Regions from separate parts of the Homo sapiens genome. Here region 2 is linked to region 1. A link is an interaction called in ENCODE POLR2A ChIA-PET data of the cell type or tissue named here. Cell type or tissue: PC-9. All regions are shown on one strand. Each heading gives the region's core, and the rest is flanking DNA. Links, peaks and the distances in the headings are about the cores only. Region 1 overlaps MIGA1 (mitoguardin 1). Region 2 overlaps USP33 (ubiquitin specific peptidase 33).

What was found. Peaks named below come from ENCODE experiments on the same cell type or tissue, not always from the same donor. Only the 100,000 strongest peaks of a DNase experiment are listed, where the experiment ranks them.
Region 2: POLR2A ChIA-PET joins it to region 1 with 18 read pairs; 5 of 35 experiments call an interaction of 5 or more read pairs at or near these places.

The regions. Positions count from the first base shown.
Region 1 is chr1:77,849,519-77,860,743 of GRCh38, forward strand. MIGA1 (mitoguardin 1) reads left to right here. Exons shown (of 16, transcript NM_001416120.1): 9 at 9,420-9,538; 10 at 9,796-9,868; 11 at 10,522-10,608. It also overlaps the pseudogene HSPE1P25. Among named protein-coding and RNA genes, the nearest start is that of NEXN, 33 kb to the right of the region's middle. In PC-9, for the core only: no CTCF peak of the experiment used is centred there; no DNase peak of the experiment used is centred there.
Region 2 is chr1:77,733,693-77,741,692 of GRCh38, forward strand. USP33 (ubiquitin specific peptidase 33) reads right to left here. Exons shown (of 24, transcript NM_201624.3): 2 at 7,925-8,000; 3 at 7,684-7,737; 4 at 7,185-7,247; 5 at 5,573-5,725; 6 at 2,364-2,466; 7 at 655-724. Among named protein-coding and RNA genes, the nearest start is that of USP33, 22 kb to the right of the region's middle. In PC-9, for the core only: no CTCF peak of the experiment used is centred there; no DNase peak of the experiment used is centred there; H3K27ac peaks cover 496 bases.

The sequences.
Region 1 (11,225 bases), core at 3,226-11,225:
CACTTTACGTTCTGAAATTTGTATTAAAGTGTAAAATGTGAATCATACATCTTGTCTAAATAGCTTACAGCATAGTTGGCTTAAATGAAAATAAAAAATAGTGATATGCTTAAAAAATACACCAATAATAATGTACAAAGTGACAAAGATGAATATTTAGGATAATTATAACCTGAAAAGGGAGAGAGGGCTACATCTATCATTTAAAATTTTTCTTCTATGAAAGTATGAAGGCATGGCCGTCCGTGGTGCTCACGCCTGTAATCCCAGCACTTTGGGAGACCGAGATGGGTGATCACCTGAGGTCAGGAGTTCTACACCAGCCTGGCCAACATGGTGAAACCCAGTCTCTACTAAAAATACAAAAATTAGCCAGTGTGGTGGCACACGCCTGTAATCCCAGCTACGTAGTAGGCTGAGGCAGGAGAATCGCTTGAACCTGGGAAGCAGAGGTTGTAGTGAGCCAAGATTGTGCCACTGTACTCCAGCCTGGGCAACAGAGTGAGACTCTCTCTCAAAAAAAAAAAAAAAAAAGTATGAAGGCTTGACTGGGGCTGAAAGATCTGTTCCCAAGATAACTCACTCCTATGAATGGAAAGTTGGTGCTATCCATTAACAGAAGACCTAAGTTTCTTACCACATAGACTTTTCTATAGGACTATTTGAGTATCTTTACAGCATGGCACCTGGCTTCCCGCAGAGGGAGTGACCCAAGAGAGGGCAAGGTGGAAGTGATGACTGTTTTGACCTATCCTCAGAAATCTCATTCTTTCATTTCCACAATGTGCTGTTGGTTACACAGGTTAGCCCTATTCAATGTGGGTTGGGATGTGAGTAACCAGGGTGAGAGAATCATTGAAGACCCAATTTGGAGGGTGGCTATTTTAAGTTCCTATTGTCTATTAAGGGATACAGATTGGTAACAGCCTGCTTTCTTTAACTGTAAGTCTTATTTATAATTTTAGGTGATTGATTTGAAAGGAAAATGTAAACATGTATAAAATGGTCCACATTAAAATAGAACTTAGCCTATTTCATGTCCCTACTTGTAATAATCTTGAAACTTCAGACATTTCATTCATGGTCATTCAGAGGACCTGGTCTGGATTAAGGCTTTTAAAAAATATTACTTCAAATTTAGCAAAGTCATTACATGCCAAGGAGGATAAGGCTCAGTCCATCTTGTACCTCATGGGGCCCAAGAGAAGTAATTTAGGATGTTTGAAATCTTTAGCTAATCCCCAAACACAGTTTTCACTGGTTGCTTCATATGTGGGAATTATCTATTTTTCTGTTTTTATTGTTGCTGTTGTTGTTGACTTGTTTGATTTCTTTCTTTCTTTCTTTTTTTTTTTGTTTTGTTTTTGTGAGATGGAGTTTTGCTCTTGTCACCCAGGCTGGAGTGCAATGGCACGATCTTGCCTCACTGCAACCTCTACCTCCCGTGTTCAAGTGATTCACCTGCCTCAGCCTCCCAAGTAGCTGGGATTGCAGGCACCTGCCACCACACCCAGCTAATTTCTGTATTTTTAGTAGAGATGGGGTTTTGCCATATTGGCCAGGCTGGTCTTGAACTCCTGACCCTCAGATGATCCACCCACCTCCGCCTCCCAAAGTGCTAGGATTACAGGCATGAGCCACCGCGCCGGGCCTTGTTTGATTTCTTTTATGGTCATATTTATGGTACTTCTGAAATATGGGAAATAACAAAAGGTAGGATGATGATTTGGTGTAAACAAATATAGTATTACTTTTCTTTTTGAAAATATTAAAATGAGTTTTTTTTAAATGTAGCCTTTTGGGAGAAGAATAATTTCAAAATACATAGGAAATTTCAGCTAGTAAAAAAAAGACCCCCTTTTAATAGTAAATTGCATGTTCCATAGCTGAAATTAACTGCCTTATTGACCGCTGCTTCTGAAATAACTTCTCAGCTCTATTTAAATGTTAATTTTTTTCTAAAACCTTTTAAAACATGTTTGGGAATTTTGTTGAGAAATTCTTCCTATGTGATGTATTCTGAAATAAGAATTTCAACCAATGTTTTAATGAGTTTCTTTTTGTTTAAAAAAGTTTAAGATTAATGATTTAAATAAATGTTTCTAAGCTGGCATTGTCTCTGAAGAGTCAATAATGTTAGCTAGTATCAAATCTTCAACATGATATATTCTCACAGCTGCAGTCTTATTTTAGGAGGCTTCTTTAAACGATTACTTAAACCAAACCAACAAATAAGCAAGGTAGATCAATAATTCAAGACTCAACTCTGGAATCTCCCATTGTTGGATTGTCTTCTTATTATTGTTAGAAATTATTTCATGTAGAGGGTTTAATTGGAGCCCAGTTTAGTTTTCTTTCTTTTTTTTTTTTTTTTTTGAGACAGAGTCTTACTCTGTCACTCAGGTTGGAGTGTAGTGGTGTGATCTCAGCTCACTGCAACCTTGCAACCTCTACCTCCCAGGTTCAAGCAATTCTTCTGCCTCAGCCTCCCAAGTAGGTGGGATTACAGGCATGTGCCACCATACCCGGCTAATTTTTGTATTTTTAGTAGAGATGGGGTTTCGCCATCATGGCCAGGCTGGTCTCGAGCTTCTGACCTCAAGTGATCTGCGCACGTCAACCTCCCAAAGTGCTGGGATTACAGGTGTGAGCCACCGCACCTGGCCCCCAGTTTACTTCTTAGGATTTTTCTCTAATAGAGGATAGAGAATACTAATAGTACATGTATGTGGGTCTTATTTGTTTTGACAGTGGTACAAAAATTTAAACTGTTTAATATCTAAAGAATTTTCATTCTAAGTTATTTTTAAAAAGCTGTTTAGTTTTGTTAGCCTCAAGAAGACTTTGCCCTTTAGCATAACATATATTCCTTAAAATATGAGGGGAAATGTTACTTAAAGTAGAGAATATATACTGTGAGATACTGTCATCTCTTCATACCTTTTTTTTTGCATCTGGCCTAATGGACATATTTATGTATCATAAATATTGCTGATGCTGAAACTTCTTATCCCTTGGCTGTTTGGATAAGGCTGATAGGAAGGGTATAATTTGGTGCTTAAGTTCTGGAATAATGTGCCTGGGTTTAAATTTTATCATTTAGTTGTGGGATTCTGGGTAAGTTCCTGCTAATTTAATCTCTGTTTCTTCATCTGTAAAATGTGGATTATTTATTTATTTGTTTATTTGAGAGAGAGAATCTCACTCTGTCTCCCAAGCTGGAGTGCAGTGGTACGATCTTGGCTCACTGCAACCTCCACCTCCTAGGTTCAAGTGATTCTCCTGTGTCAGCCTCCCAAGTAGCTGGTATTATAGGCATGTGCCACCACACCTGGCTAATTTTTGAATTTTTAGTAGAGGCGGGGCTTCCCCATGTTGGCCAGGCTGGTCTCCAACTCTTGACCTCAAGTGATCCGCCTGCCTCGGCCTCCCAAAGTGCTGGGATTACAGGAATGAGCCACTGCACCCAGCAAAATGTGAATAATAGTACTTACTTTATGAGCTTTTGTAAGGGTTAAATAAATCAACTGAAAGCATTAGCACAGCACTGGCTGCATGTGAAATACCAAAACCAAAGCCTTGAGAGTTACTTCTAGAATCATAGCGTAGACATTCAAAAGTCTCCTCCACAAAGCAAAAAATGTCAAAAACAAAATTTTCAGAATTCTGAAAATGGATAAAAGACTTGCAAAAATTCAGAGAACATTGAATCAAGTAAAATGGCTGAATCTCCATAAGAGCAGTGAGCTTTGTGGATTTTTAATTTGCTCTCTTCCTTTTTAATAAAAAAATGTTTTGGGTGTGAGAGCAGAGTACAAGCTGTAGTGTCAGGAGTCATGGCAGGACAAGCATTTGGAAGTTTCTTCCACCCTGACCAAGTATTGGTTGAAAGATGTGCTGCAGAAACTACAACCAAAGGAGGCATTACGGCTGGGCACTGTGGCTCATGACTGTAATCCCAGCACTTTGGGAGGCTGAGGCAGGAGGATCACTTAAGTCCAGGAGTTAGATACCAGCCTGGCCAACATAATGAACGCTCGTCTCTATGAAAAATTTAAAAATGAGTGGGAGGATCACTTGAGCCTGGGAAGTTGAGGCTGCAGTGGGCCATGATTGTGCCACTGCACTATTGCCTGGCTGACCTGACAAAAACAAACAAAAACAAACAAAAACCCAAAAACAAACAAACAACACACACACACAAAGGAGGCATCATGCTTCCAGAAAAATCTCAAGGAAAAGTATTGCAAGCAACAGTAATAGCTGTTGCTGTTGGATCAGGCTCTAAAGGAAAGAGTGGAGAGATTCAACCAGTTAGCATGAAAGTTGGAGATAAAGTTACTTTCCCAGAATATGGAGGCACCAGGATTATCTCTTATTTTATTTTTCCATTAAGTTATTGGGGTACAGGTAGTATTTGGTTACATAAGTTCTTTAGTGGTGATTTGTGAGACTTTGGTGCACCTATCACCTGAGCAGTATATACTGCACCATATTTGTAGTCTTTTATCCCTCACCCCCCTCCTACTCTTCCCCTCAAGTCCCCAAAGTCCATTGTATCATTCTTATGCCTTTGCGTCCTCATAGTTTAGCTCCCACTTATCAGTGAGAACATATGATGTTTGGTTTTCCATTCCTGAGTTACTTCACTTAGAATAATAGTCTCCAGTCTCATCCAGGTCACTGCAGATGCTGTTAATTCATCCTTTTTATGGCTGCACAGTATTCCTTCATCTATACATACCACAGTTTCTTTATCCACTTGTCGATTGATGGGCATTTGGGTTGGTTCTACAATTTTGATTCACAATTTTGCTATTGTGAACTGTGTTGCTATAAACATGCATGTGCAAGTATCTTTTTCGAATGATGACTTCTTTTCCTCTGGGTAGATACCCAGTCGTGGGCTTGCCGGATCAAATGGTAGTTCTACTTTTAGTTCTTTAAGGAATCTTCACACTTTTTTCCATAGTGGCTATACTAGTTTACATTCCCACCAGCAGTGTAGAAGTGTTCCCTGATCACTGCATCCACACCAACATCTACTGTGTTTTGATTTTTTGATTATGGCCATTCTTGCAGGAGTAAAGTAGGTATTACACTGTGGTTTTGATTTGCATTTCCCTGATCATAGTGATGTTGAGCATTTTTTTCATGTGTTTGTTGGCCATTTGTATATCTTCTTTTGAGAATTGTCTATTCATGTCCTTAGCCTACTTTTTGATGGGACTTTTTTTTTCTGATTTGTTTGAGTTCATTGTAGATTCTGGATATTAGTCCTTTATCAGATGTAGAGATTGTGAAAATTTTCTCCCACTCTGTGGGTTGTCTACTTACTCTGTCAACTGGTCCTTTTGCCATGCAAAAAGCTCTTTCGTTTAATTAGGTCCTAGCTATTTCTTTGTTTTTATTGCATTTGCTTTTGGGTTCTTAGTCATGAAATCCTTGCCTAAGCCAATGTCTAGAAGGGTTTTTCCAATGTTATCTTCTAGAGTTTTTGTAGTTTCGGGTCTTAGGTTTAAGTCCTTAATCCTTCCTGAGTTGATTTTTGTATAAGATGAGAGATAAGGATCCAGTTTCATTCTCCTACATGTAGCTAGCCAATTATCCCAGCAACATTTGTTGAAAAGGGTGTCTTTTCCCCATTTTATGTTTTTGTTTGTTTTGTCAAAGATCAGTTGGCTGAACTATTTGGGTTTATTTATGTGTTCTCTCTTCTGTTCCATTGGTCTATGTGCCCATTTTTATACCAGTACCATGCTGTTTTGATGATTGTGGCCTTATAGTATAGTTTGAAATCAGGTCGTGTGATGCCTCCAGAATTCTTTTCGCTTAGTCTTTCTTTGGCTATGCAGGCTCTTTTTTGGTTGCATATGAATTTTAGAATTGTTGTTTCTAATTCTGTGAAGAATGATGGTGGTATTCTGATGGGGATTGCATTGAATTTGTAGATTGCTTTTGGCAGTATGGTCCTTTTCACAATATAGATTCTACCCATCCATGAGCATGGGATCTGTTGCCATTTGTTTGGGTCGTCTCTGATTTTTTTCAGCAGTGTTTTGTAGTTTTCCTTGTAGAGGTCTTTGGACTCCTTGGTTAGGTATATTCCTAAGTATTTTATTTTATTTTTTTGTAGCTGTTGTAAAAGGGGTTGAGTTCTTGATTTGAGTCTCTGCTTGGTCGCTGTTGGTGTATAGAAGAGCTACTGATTTGTGTACATTAATCTAGTATCTGGAAACTGCTGATTCTTTTATCAGTTCTAGGAGCTTTCTAGACAACTTCTTAGGGTTTTCAAGGTAAACGATCATATTGACAGCAAACAGTGACAGTTTGACTTCCTCTTTACCGACGTGGATGCCCTTTATTTCTTTCTCCTGTCTGATTGCTCTGGCTAGGTCTTCCAGTACTATGTTGAAGAGGAGTGGTGAGAGTGGGCATCCTTGTCTTGTTCCCATTCTCAGAGGGAATGCTTTCAACTTTTCCCCATTCAGTATTATGTTGGCTGTGGGTTTGTCTTAGATGGCTTTCATTACACTAAGGTATGTCCCTTGTATGCCGATTTTTCTGAGAGTTCTAATCATAAAGGGATGCTGGATTTTGTCAAATGCTTTTTCTGCATCTATTGAGGTGATCGTGTGATTTTTGTTTTTAATTCTGTTTATGTGGTGTGTCACATTCATTGACTCACATATGTTAAACTGTCCCTGCATCCCTGGTATGAAACCCAGTTGATTGTGGTGGATTATCTTTTTGATACGTTGTTGGATTCAATTAGCTAGTGTTTTGTTAAGGATTTTAGCATCTATGTTCATCAAGGATATCGGTCTGTAGTTTTGTTTTTTGGTTACGTCCTTTCCTGGTTTTGGTATTAGGGTGATGCTGAATTAGGGAGGGTTCCTTCTATCTTGTGGAATAGTGTCAAAAGGATTAGTACCAATTCTTCTTTGAATGTCTGATAGAATTCTCCTGTGAATCCATCTGGTCCTGCACTTTTTTTTAATCGGTAATTTTTTAATTACCATTTCAGTCTTGCTGCTTGTTATTGGTCTGATCAAGGTATCTAATTCTTCCTGATTTAAGATAGGAAGGTTGTATTTTTCCAGGAATTTATCCATATCTTCTAGGTTTTCTAGTTTATGTGCGTAAAGGTGTTCATAGTAACCTTGAATGATCTTTTGTATTTCAGTGGTATCAGTTGTAATATTTCCTGTTTCTTTTCTTAGTGAGGTTATTGGGATTTTCTCTCATCTTTTCTTGGTTAATCTTGCTAAAGGTCTATCAATTTTATTTATCTTTTCAAAGAGCCAGCTTTTTGTTTCATTCCTCTTTTGTATTTTTTTTTGTTTCAATTTCATTTAGTTCTGCTCTGATCTTGGTTATTTCCTTTCTTCTTCTGGGTTTGGGTTTGGTTTATTCTTGTTTGTCTAGTTGCTTGAGGTATGACGTTAGATTGTCTGTTTGTGCTCTTTCAGACTTTTTGATGTAGGCGTTTAGGGCTATGAACTTTCCTCTTAGTACCACCTTAGCTGTATCCCAGAGGTTTTGATAGGTTGTGTCATTTTTGTCATTCAGTTCGCAGAATTTTTAAATTTCCATCGTGCTTTTGTTTTTGACCCAGTGCGCATTCAGGAGCAGGTTATTTGATTTCCATGTATTTGCATGGTTTTGAAGGTCCTTTTTGGAGTTGATTTCCAGTTTTATTCCACTGTGGTCTAAGAGAGTGCTTGACATAATTTCAGTTTTTAGTATTGAAATGCGAGGTACTATTACATTCACTCTGCTCTTTGTTGCCTGTGTACTTTGGTTTTTTTTTTTTTGTTTTTGCTTTGTAACTTGTATTGTATTGTATTGTATTTATGTATTTATTTTGTGACGGAGTTTCACTCTTGTTGCCCAGGCTGGTCTTGAACTCCTGACCTCAGGTGATCCGCCTGCCTCAGCCTCCCAAAGTGCTGGAAGGTGCTGGGATTGCGGGCATGAGCCACTGCACCTGGCCCCCCCTAATTTTTTTAATTAGAGGATGTGGTGGTGCGTACCTGTAGCCCCAGCTACTCGGGAGGCTGAGGCAGGAGGATCACTTGAGCCCAGGAGTTTGAGGCCGCAGAGTTATGATTGTGCCACTGCACTACAGCTTGGGTGACAGAGCGAGATCCTGTTTCTTCCAAACAAAACACTCTAGAAGTTTTCTAGAAGTTTTCTGGGTTGTTGTTTTTTTTTTTTTTTTTGCTTAGCTGGCTACTCTACAGTGTTTGCAATTGTTTTTTAATGAACTGTCAGAAGATTGGAATTTCATATGTAGAGTTGTTATGCTAGCCAAAAGCACGACTGTCTTTCAGTTATACAAAAGTTAATCAAAGCTACATATAAGGAAATATGTCTTAGAATAGCAACACTGAGCTTATTTTGTTGTTTTTGTACTAAGTTTTGCTTCATTATAATCATAGGTTATAATACTTGTAAGTAATCTATGGATGATAAAATTCTCCTCCTCTTTTTAAAAAATGCTTCTTCAGTTGTTCTTTTTGGTGAACTATAAGATACAGTATTGCTGGCCAGACGCGGTGGCTGACGCCTGAATGCCAGTACTTTGGGAGGCTGAGGCAGGCGGATCACTTGAGGCCAGTTCGAGACCAGCCTGGCCAACATGGCAAAACCCCATCTTTACTAAAAATACAAAAATTAGCTGGGTGTGGTGGTGCATGCCTGTAATCCCAACTACTCTGGAGGCTGAGGCAGGAGAATCGCTTTAACCTGGGCGATGGAGGCTGCATTGAGCCAAGATCCTGCCACTGTACTCCAGCCTGGGTGACAGTGAGACCCTGTCTCAAAAAAAAAAAAAGATACAGTATTGGTTTTCTGTATGTTCTGTGGATTTAAATAATTGGATTCAGAATGAACTAAGCTTGTTAAAAGTTTTACTCTTTTTAACAACTCTATTGAAGTAAAATCAATTCAGATTTTATTAGCTATAAAATCCTCTTGAATGGTTTTTATGGTTTAATCAAATTTATTGTATTTTGATGTTAGCAAAATCCTATTTTCTTTCCTTTATAGTTTATCTTCTTATATCAGTGTATTCTGCTTTTTGGTTTTCTGGGTTTTTGTTTTGTTTTGTTTTTGAGGCAGGTCTGGCTTTGCCAGCTAGGCTGGAGTGCAGTGATACAATCACAGCTCACTACAACTTCAACCTCCTGTGCTCAAGTGATCTTCCCACCTCAATCTCCTGGGTAGCTAGGACCACAGGTGCATGCCTCCACACCTGACTAATTTTTTTAGATTTTTGTAGAGACAGGGTCTTACCATGTTACCCAGGCTGGTTTCAAACTTCTGGGTTCAAATGATCCTCCCAAAGTGTTGCAATTACAGGCATGAGCCACTGCACCTAGCCTGTATTCTGTTCTAACCCACCGTGCTCTTAGCTTGCAGAACACAGAGAAGTACGGCATACCTACAGCCTGGAGTCCCTTTGTCACTGCCCATTTTACGAGGAAGCCATGCATTTAGTTGAAGAAGGAAAAATTTACTCCAGAGTACTGAGGTACCATTTCAGTTTTGTTTATGTTTATGAAGGATATTAAGGTGTTTGTGTGGTACTTACTAAAAATGTTTATGAAAATAGGAGAAAATATGTTTTTAGGTCCAAGTAAAGAAAAAATTATTTTTACATGTTCTGTCAGTATTGAAAAAACATGTTTTATATTAAGGTCCTGAGGTTAAGCCTTGTTTGAATCCAAATTTATAGTAGGCTTGATCTTGAATGTAGTTTAACAATTGTCTCCCCTGTTTATTACATAGAACTGAAATGTTGGAGTGCCTAGGAGACAGTGATTTTCTTGCCAAACTTCACTGTATTCGACAGGCTTTTCAGGTATTTTTTTAACATTAAGTGACTTCACCCAGCCACTCATCCCCACCCTCATGCTGTAGAGTCCAGTGCAAATAAACAGGACAGCTCTGTGCTCTTGATTATCCCTATTCCTAATGACAAATATAAAGTCCACTAAACTTATTTTTCCTCCCTGCTACTTGCCTTCATTTGTTTCCATATTTCATTATCCTCTCCCATGGCTTCCCAGGCCCACGACACTTTGTCAAAACAGGATATTTTGATACTTCAGGAGTGTAAAAATGGCTGCTTAAAATAAAAACACTCTTTCTTATTAATTAGTGTGTATTTGAGATTTAATTTCAGTCAATTATAAAATTGATTTTCTAAAAAGAAAATAACAAGAATATATTTGTTTTCTTATGTTTTGGGGCTATAGGAAATTTATTTGAGACTGTAATATGATTTTGAACAGAATTTAAATTCAAATTTAACTCCCTTTAATCTTTTTTTGACTATAGGTTTCAAGAGTTCTTTTTATTTTAGTAAATTAGGACTTTCTCTGTGAGCTGCCTGTTGAAATAGCACCACATGCAATGCATTAACTGTTTTAGGATTATTTGTGCTATTAAGTTGAATGTCCATTCACATTCATTATAGGTCTCTTTTTTCTTTGGGGATGAATATTTTTTCAGGTAATTCTTTCAGAATCAGCTAACAGGATATTCCTCGCTGAGAGCGGAAGGAAAATTTTATCAGCTTTAATTGTGAAAGCACGAAAGGTAAACTTGTTCTGTTGGCAAGATTTTTACCATTTACAAAAGTTGTTTTTACCCTTTGAACTGAAGATTAAGACATTAAATTTTTGATAGAAGAAAAATTTTTGTGGATAGTTGAAAAGGGCATTAAGTTATGCTCGGGTTGAACTATGTATAAAGTCCACACTATTTCAACCAAGTTGTTTCTCATAAATTATTTCCAGTTTGCCATAAACTCTGTAAATGTCATGGTGAGAATTATCATTAGATCTGCTGCTATAACCATCACTGTTATTATTACTAATGCCTCCTCTTTTATTACCTCAATCCTGTTCAGGAAGAGGGTTACAGGAAATAGCGTAGGTCTCAGAAATCTGGAATACAAATTGAACTGCCTCATCTTCATGTAGTTGAATGAGGCAGAAGCAATGACAAGAACTTCATTCAGACTGTAAGGAACCACCTTACTTTATGCAAGGTTTGTCCAGATGATGATAAAACAAAACAAGCCTTCCTTGAGCCATTTGCACACCTAGTTTTCAGACTCAATCCCTTTGAACTTTAATTCTTTCATTTATATAATAGAATTGTATTTATATTACCTCATTTCAGAGGGTTTTTAGGATGATTAAATAAATGAT
Region 2 (8,000 bases), core at 1-8,000, 120 kb before region 1:
GAAAGCTCAACCAGTAAGCATAATGCAAATAAATACTCCAAAATCCAAAAAAATCTGAAACACTTCTGATTCCCAGCATTTCATATGAGGGATACTCAACCTGTAGACATACGTTCAATCTCCAATCACTGCTCTATAATTTAATCCAAGGGAAAGGGTAATGTCAAAGTCATTGATTTCTGAATTTTGGTCCAGACTCAATGCATCTAATTTCAAGGGTAATATCACCTGACTCAATGCATCCAAACTTGAGTAAAACCACCTGACATATCTATTTTGTAAGACTACGATTAAAAAAAAAATCTAACTCCTTTATTAAAGGCTTTCCATCTACAGAAAAATATAAAATATTTTCATAAGATCTCTGAATTAAAAGTGATCTGAATAATTAGCTGACACTCATTTTCTAGATGTAAGAAACAATAACTTGCTCAAAGACACACAACTACCCAGGGTTTACACAAGGACCAGCAGCCTCAAGAAACTACGGGTATACATAGAGTAACATCGTTGGGACAAGAATGGGTTATGTCCCAAACCAGATTCTTGCCTGTTCTACCTTGAGTTAGTCAACTACTATAGTTGCAAGGTTTTCTGCTCAAAAAATAACTTAAAAAATTATACAAATAAAACAAAATTAATTTCTCTATTTACCAATTAGAAAGAGCCTGCAAAGCTGCATTCATGTAACAAGTATTTCCAATATTTTTCAAACCTGTAAGACCTATTAAGAAAAAATATACATGAAGTCATCATTCAATAATGCAAAATGACTCAATTTTAGGGGTCATTAATATGGTTCCCAAATTACATTAAGGACCACGGAAATACAATATAGCAACTTGAACAATTCAGAGAGGTCACACTTTGGGAAGCCTTACAATCACCAAAATTTTGAGTTTTACATAAATTCAAGGATTAAACAGTTCAAACTTTGAAATTTGCACAGGAAGAACAGTCTTTCCTATTAACATTTAAGACTACGTGTTTTTAAAAAGCATTAATTGAGACTTTTACATTTCTTATTATAACTAAAGTTTAATTATTTTGAGAAAATTAATGACAATGCAAAAAAACTCGTCATGATAAATGATAAGCAAACACCCTTTTCCTTTCCATTTCAACGTATTGCACTGAAAGTAGTATTTATGCCGGGCGCAGTGGCTCACGCCTGTAATCCCAGCACTTTGGGAGGCTGAGGTGGGTGGATCACGAGGTCAGGAGATCGAGACCATCCTGGCTAACATGGCGAAACCCCATCTCTACTAAAAATACAAAAAATTTGCCGGGCATGGTGGCGGGTGCCTGTAGTCCCAGCTACTCGGGAGGCTGAAGCAGGAGAATGGTGTGAACCCAGGAGGCGGAGCTTGCAGTGAGCCGAGATTGCACCACTGCACTCCAGCCTGGGCAACAGAGCGAGACTCCATCTCAAAAAAAAAAGAAAAAAAGAAAGTAGTATTTATTAGGTTGAACCATAGGAAACTGCTGACAATCTACAAAAATGGCAATTTCATATGGTTCAAGCTAATATTAAAACGAGCCATTGAATGACTGTTATCTCTTCCATATATAGTCAAGTTCACTTTCATCAGTTTACTTTCATTATTAAAAGATGAAATAAATACTACAAAAAATTATAAATGCTATTTGGATTTGGAGCAAAATGAAGAAAATTTAAAATTCTAAAAATCTCTAAAACAAGACTGAATTACCACTTATTGATAAGTATCCAGTAAAATTAATAGTGTGAGCTAAATTAATGGGTTAAAACTGGGAAATACATAAAATATTTATAACTTATCTCTAGTCATGTTAAGCTTAAACCAAAGTGTTAATTTCCAGATAATTATCTAAATATACATTCAATGTACCACTAGTATCAATTATAAAACAGAAAATTTTAAGCTTATACTAAGAACAGTGGGCCTAAAAGAATATGAAAAATCCAAATAGACCGGTTCTCAATTTAGGGGAAGAAGGGAGAAGTGTATCACCTGATTCTTTTTCCAAATGTTTTCCCCGGAACTTCTGCTAAGGGAATACCTTTATACCTAATACCTCCCCATCACTGACAATAGAAAAATGAGAAACACTGTTCAAACAGACCTCAAAAGGCAAGTTAAACAAAAAGATCATAAGGCTCAACTGCAAAAGAGTAAGTAGGATCCTACCTTTGGTAAACTGACACCAGAGAAACCAAAAGTTTGTTTTGCAAATAAAATTTTACTAGGCCAAATTTCAGAGTCCTTTTGTTTTAATTATCAAGCCCATTTTACCTCCACATTTTGAAACTTTTACATTATATGGTTTTCTAAAGAAATGGGCAGTGCCATACAAAGAAGCGTTACACAGGATTAATTTACCTCTGGCCCTAAGTTCATCTTCTTCATCCGCTTCTATATCCAGATCATCAAATACGGCAACCAGAGGAGTTTTTAATGTTGTATTACTGGGTATTTTAAAATCCTTGATAACAAAAAAAGATAGCACACTTGAACAAATCCTTAAATTTAAAAAAAGTTTTAATTGTAACTTATATAACATCTATACCATAAAAATTATTGAGATGTTATTTTAATAGTGGAACCATAAGAATTTGTGGTATTAGCAATTAAACTTACATTTATATTTTGAAGGAAATAAAACCCTAGGGTAATAGCATGTCAGTCCCGCTTTATTAACATATATATTTGAGTTAAAAAGGCACTTTTTACAACCGAATTTTCTGAATTAAAACTCCACAATAACTGCAATTATGTGACAGTAAACCATAGCTAAAAAGATCTCCGAAGGATACTATCCTACACTGTCTTCTCAGATCTCATTTTCAACAGGGAAAAAGGCAAAAGTTTTTCATCATAACACATTATCTATAGACTTCTACAATCTCTCCTGATACTTATTACTGTATTTACTTTGCACACTTTTTTTTTTCCGAAACAGAGTCTCACTCTGTTGCCAGGCTGGAGTGCAGTGGCACGATCTCAGCTCACTGCAACCTCCACCTCCTGGGTTCAAACGCTTCTCCTGCCTCAGACTCCCAAGCAGCTGGGACTATAGGTGCATGCCACAACGCCCAGCTAATTTTTGTATTTTTAGTAGAGAAGGGGTTTCACCATGTTGGCCTGAATGGTCTTGATCTCTTGACCTCATGATCCGCCCACCTCGGCCTCCCAAAATGCTGGGATTACAGGTGTGAGACACCACACCCGGCCTGCACACTTTTACGTATATTAAATAGTTCAAGCACTTACTTTAAATAATAATATTCTAATATTAATTTCCAACAATTGGCTTGACTCAGAGGTTGCAACTGATAACCTGTTAGCCAAATGCTAGTAAACACTTTAAAAAAAAAAACGAAAAAAACTTTGAGCTAAAGTTTAAAAAATTCGGAGACGACAAATAAAAATCAAAATTTGAAAGTTCTCTTGTAATATCAGAAGATTGAACTACAATGAACCAACATTCAGCAACACCCAAACAGAGAAGGAAACTGAATAGCAGAAAGAATTTAGCATGTACTCTGGTTCTCCAAGTTATTATAGCCTTACTTTACCTCTAAAATGCAGGCATATGCACTAATTCCCAACGATTTTACTTTCCTGACATCTGTAGAGACTGGACATTTGAGTGGACTTCATACTTTCATTTTGTTTTCATAAAGTAATTGCTTTTAAAAAGATACATGCTCACTACAAAATATCTAAATACACAGAAGTACAGAGGCTTAAATCACCTGAAATTTTACTATCTAGAAAAAATGTCTATTTGAAAAATCTTATTAATATTTGCATGGCCTCCAATATTTTACTATTTTGCAAATATCCTGTGGTAAACTGGATTTCAACAGCATATAAGTTTTGGACCACTAAAGAAATCTATCTGAACCACTGTTTTCTTCTGAATAATTTCTTCAACAATGGGATCATAAGGAAGTTGAATGAAATTAAGTTTATGCCTTTTATGTGTTAACATATTTACAAGTCATCAGAAAATTATTAACAAGCCATCAGGAAAGTATCAGTATACTTATTCTATCAGATTCAACATTTATTAAAGTTTGTAATCTTGATCTTTTCTGGCAGAAATGGCAACAGATAGCTTATTTAACTTACTTCTCTAGTAAGTGATGCTGATAGTTTTGCCTTTATATATTATTAGTTCCTTGTGTGATTAAACTTTAGTCATAACATTACACTTTTTTCTTTTTTAAAACTTTTTCTACTTATTACCATTCAGCTATCTTCAGTGGGACAAACTTTTGTTAATAATGTAAGAGGATTCAACGAAACGGCCATTTTCATACTATCTGGACTTTTGAAAAAGACTAAACATGTTTGTGAATGATAAATAGGTATAAGTGGGAGAAACAGTAATGGTTATAATTAACTAGAGCCATTCAACTGAGAAACTGAAAATGCAAGAAATTATTCTTTGACTAAAATCTAGCCATCTTTCATGTGTAAGGCAAGCAAATTTATTATCACAAATATCTACCATAAGAATGTGATACAAACATACAACAGAAAAACCTGACAGTTGGTATCAATGAACAAGTACAGAAATATGTGATTTCTATAACACACATGAGGAAAAAAACTTGCTGTTAATCAAATCTGATCAAATTCTGATCAACTGATGATCTGATTAAGAAGCCAACTATTCTAAGTTAATTTCCTTTTTCCTATTTTTCTATGACTTTAAGAATTCTGAAAATTAAGTGATAAATTCTGCAAGCAAACCCATGTGTTTTCTAAGTCTCTTGATCCAAAAGGAGAAAAATCTTTTTTTCTTTTTTTTTTTTAGATGGAGTCTCACTCTGTCACCTAGGCTGGAGTGCAGTGGCAAGGTCTCGGCTCACTGCCAGCTCTGCCTCCCAGGTTCACGCCATTCTCCTGCCTCAGCCTCCAAAGTAGCTGGGAATACAGGTGCCCGCCACCACACCCGGCTAATGTTTTGTATTTTTAGTAGAGACGGGGTGTCACCATGTTAGCCAGGATGGTCTCGATCTCCTGACCTCGTGATCCAGCCGCCTTGGCCTCCCAAAGCACTGGGATTACAGGCGTGAGCCACCGCACCCAGCCCAAAGGGAGAAAAATCTTTAACCCAAAGACTGATGCTAAGCTTTATTATATTCTACTTTGTTGTCAATAATAAGTAAAATGTTCACAGTAATACAAAGGGGATGGAGGGGAGGAGAGAACGGGGAAGAGAGCTGAATTAGTAACTGCCATATGCTATCAAAGAAGGCCCACCACCTTTCTTGAAATCAGACTTACCAGAAAAAGATAAAGACTACTTGAGTCATTTAAAAAAAAAAACTTCAAAAATTCATTAGGGCCTTTTCCATCTTCAAACAGGTGGGCTTCAATCTCACCCTAATCTAGCACTCTAAGCAACACAAGAAAGGGGAGTCTGAGTGCTTTATTTGAGAGAAAAAAGGCACATTACAGAAATTTTCAAAGTACAGGTTAGGCAGTATTCCTTTTGAAAATTTCAGCTACATGACAAATTCTGAAATTATTACCGGAATGTTTTACAGCTTAACTAAGTGGATCTAGATTATTACCTGGACACTGTTTTCTTGTATTTGGTGAGGTTGTCTTACATGAGGCAATGAAGGCTGAGTTCCTAATTTCCTATCCAAAAATACTTCTTTGCTGCAAGCATAACACCATACTCGAAGAGTGGTAAGGTTCACAGTTAGATAATGCTTTGTCTCCTATATAATTTCACAGTAGAGGGAAAAGAGGAACCAAAATTACATATACTTGAAAAGACTTCTTCAAAAGATAACAGAAGATAAACTGCTTGCCTTTGATGAGTAACAATATACTCAAAAGCTAATTTAGAACATGAAAAAAATTCTTTAGATAAACTTCTAAGGTATAATAAACAGTAACAACATCTAAGCCTACTCTAGAAATTACTCTGCCATTCTCCCCTCACTATTCATTATACAAAAAGATAAACGCAAGAGTGTAAGACCTTGCTTTGCAGTCTACAAATAAATATAACACAAGAAAATAATTAACAATAGCAAGTAACTATTCTAAGAAATCAGAATGGCAAAAGAACACAAATGACATGAGTCAAGGCATAAAACAGCTCTAGCAATACAGAATATATAATCTTGGAAAGATAAAAGTCTAGCCTTTCACAACCAGAGTTCTGCTACAGAATTAAGCCCTACAAAAAATGATCTGAGTGACTAATTTATCAATTCTCCCAATGGTGGTACACAGCAAATACCATCTTAGATGCACAGAAAGAGGCAAATGATATACAATGATGACTCAGAGCTTGGGTATTCAGGCTTAATTAATTCTATAGAGGAATCCTGGTTGAGAACAGTTGATGCTGTAGAGGTATCAATGTGCATCTTAAAACAAAGTCATTCGAGAAACTTTCCATTTAGAATGGGAGCTCTACATAACACTATAGAAGAGGCATGCCAGAGTTACATGGGAAGTACCAAACAACCAGAGCAAAGCAGAAAGGTGAGTCCAGTTAGGACTATGTGCAGGAAAAGGCAATATGACATGAGCTGAGACTTAAAGAAGTTAGCCAGGCCATGTCATAAACCTAAGCACCCACTCTCTCTTGGGCTTCAACCTCCTAATATGCCAGCTATCACCTTCAAATATCTGGATATACACTTTTTTTTTTTTTTTTGAGATGGAGTTTCGCTCTTGTTGCCCAGGCTGGAGTGCAATGGCACGATCTCGGCTCACTGCAACCTCCGCCTCCCAGGTTCAAACAATTCTCCTGCCTCAGCCTCCCGAGTAGCTGGGATTACAGGTGCCCACCACCACACCCAGCTAATTTTTTTGTACTTTTAATAGAGACAGGGTTTCGCCATGTTGGCCAGGCTGGTCTCGAACTCCTGACCTCAGGTGATCCACCTGCCTTGGCCTTCCAAAGTGCTGGGATTCAGGCGTGAGCCACCATGCCTGGCCGGATGTACACTTTTGAAATCAGTGCTTTCTTAATCACAACCTCATTCTAATGTTCATCCTCCTAGCAATTCCCTTCCCCATCCTTCACAGAGAATGTAAGTGAAGTTTTAACTTAGAGTGCAAATTTGAATTACAACTTGAATTAATAATGTTATACTGGCTTTCCCTTTCCTTCAGGCACTTTTTTTAACAAGTCTTCCATTAAATTTTTTATATACATACCTGAGAATGTATGGTGCTGTGATCTACTTGTGATTCACCACAGCCAACATATGAACATCTATTCTATAAATAATTATATAGGAAGAAAAATAAGGTACTTTATAATATACATGTAAATTTATAACAGCATTACAATTACATTTACAATTAAGTTTGGATTACCTGTTTTACATTCAATGAGTAAATGACTTTCCAGTCATTAAATTTAACCAAATGTTTCCAGGCACAAAATAAAACCAGGATATATTTCTAAGCTAAAAGCTATGTCATTTCTAATAAAAGGCAAGCATAAAATAGCTGAGTGATTTACTAAAAACTACAAAAGCACTACAGATTAAGATCTTTCCAAAGTTTAATTTTTGTTATTAATAATGACCTTTTAAAAGCAAGTTTAATTTACAAAAATCACTTTAAGTATCAAAAATTTTCTGGTTATGATTATTCAGATCCAAATTTATTATTATTATAGCAATCTTTTCAGGAAAAAACATATACACACCTCCAGACATGCCCAAAGATTTGGTCCTTGGACTTTACAATCCTGACAAGTACCCTATAAAAAGAAATTAAAAAGACAACATTGGTTATATTGACACAAACACATACAATTCACTAATGCACTAATGACATCATACATATTTTTAAAATACTGCTCATAGAGTATTACAGTAATTTATGAAAATTACACATTCAAGAGAAAAGTGAATAGTTTTTCAAGGAAGAAAAAACCTGTTTCTTACAAGGGATTTTTGTATCAAATCTTCTTTTGTTATTTCACCAACTGAATCCAAATGTGGACAATGATTTCGAAAAGCT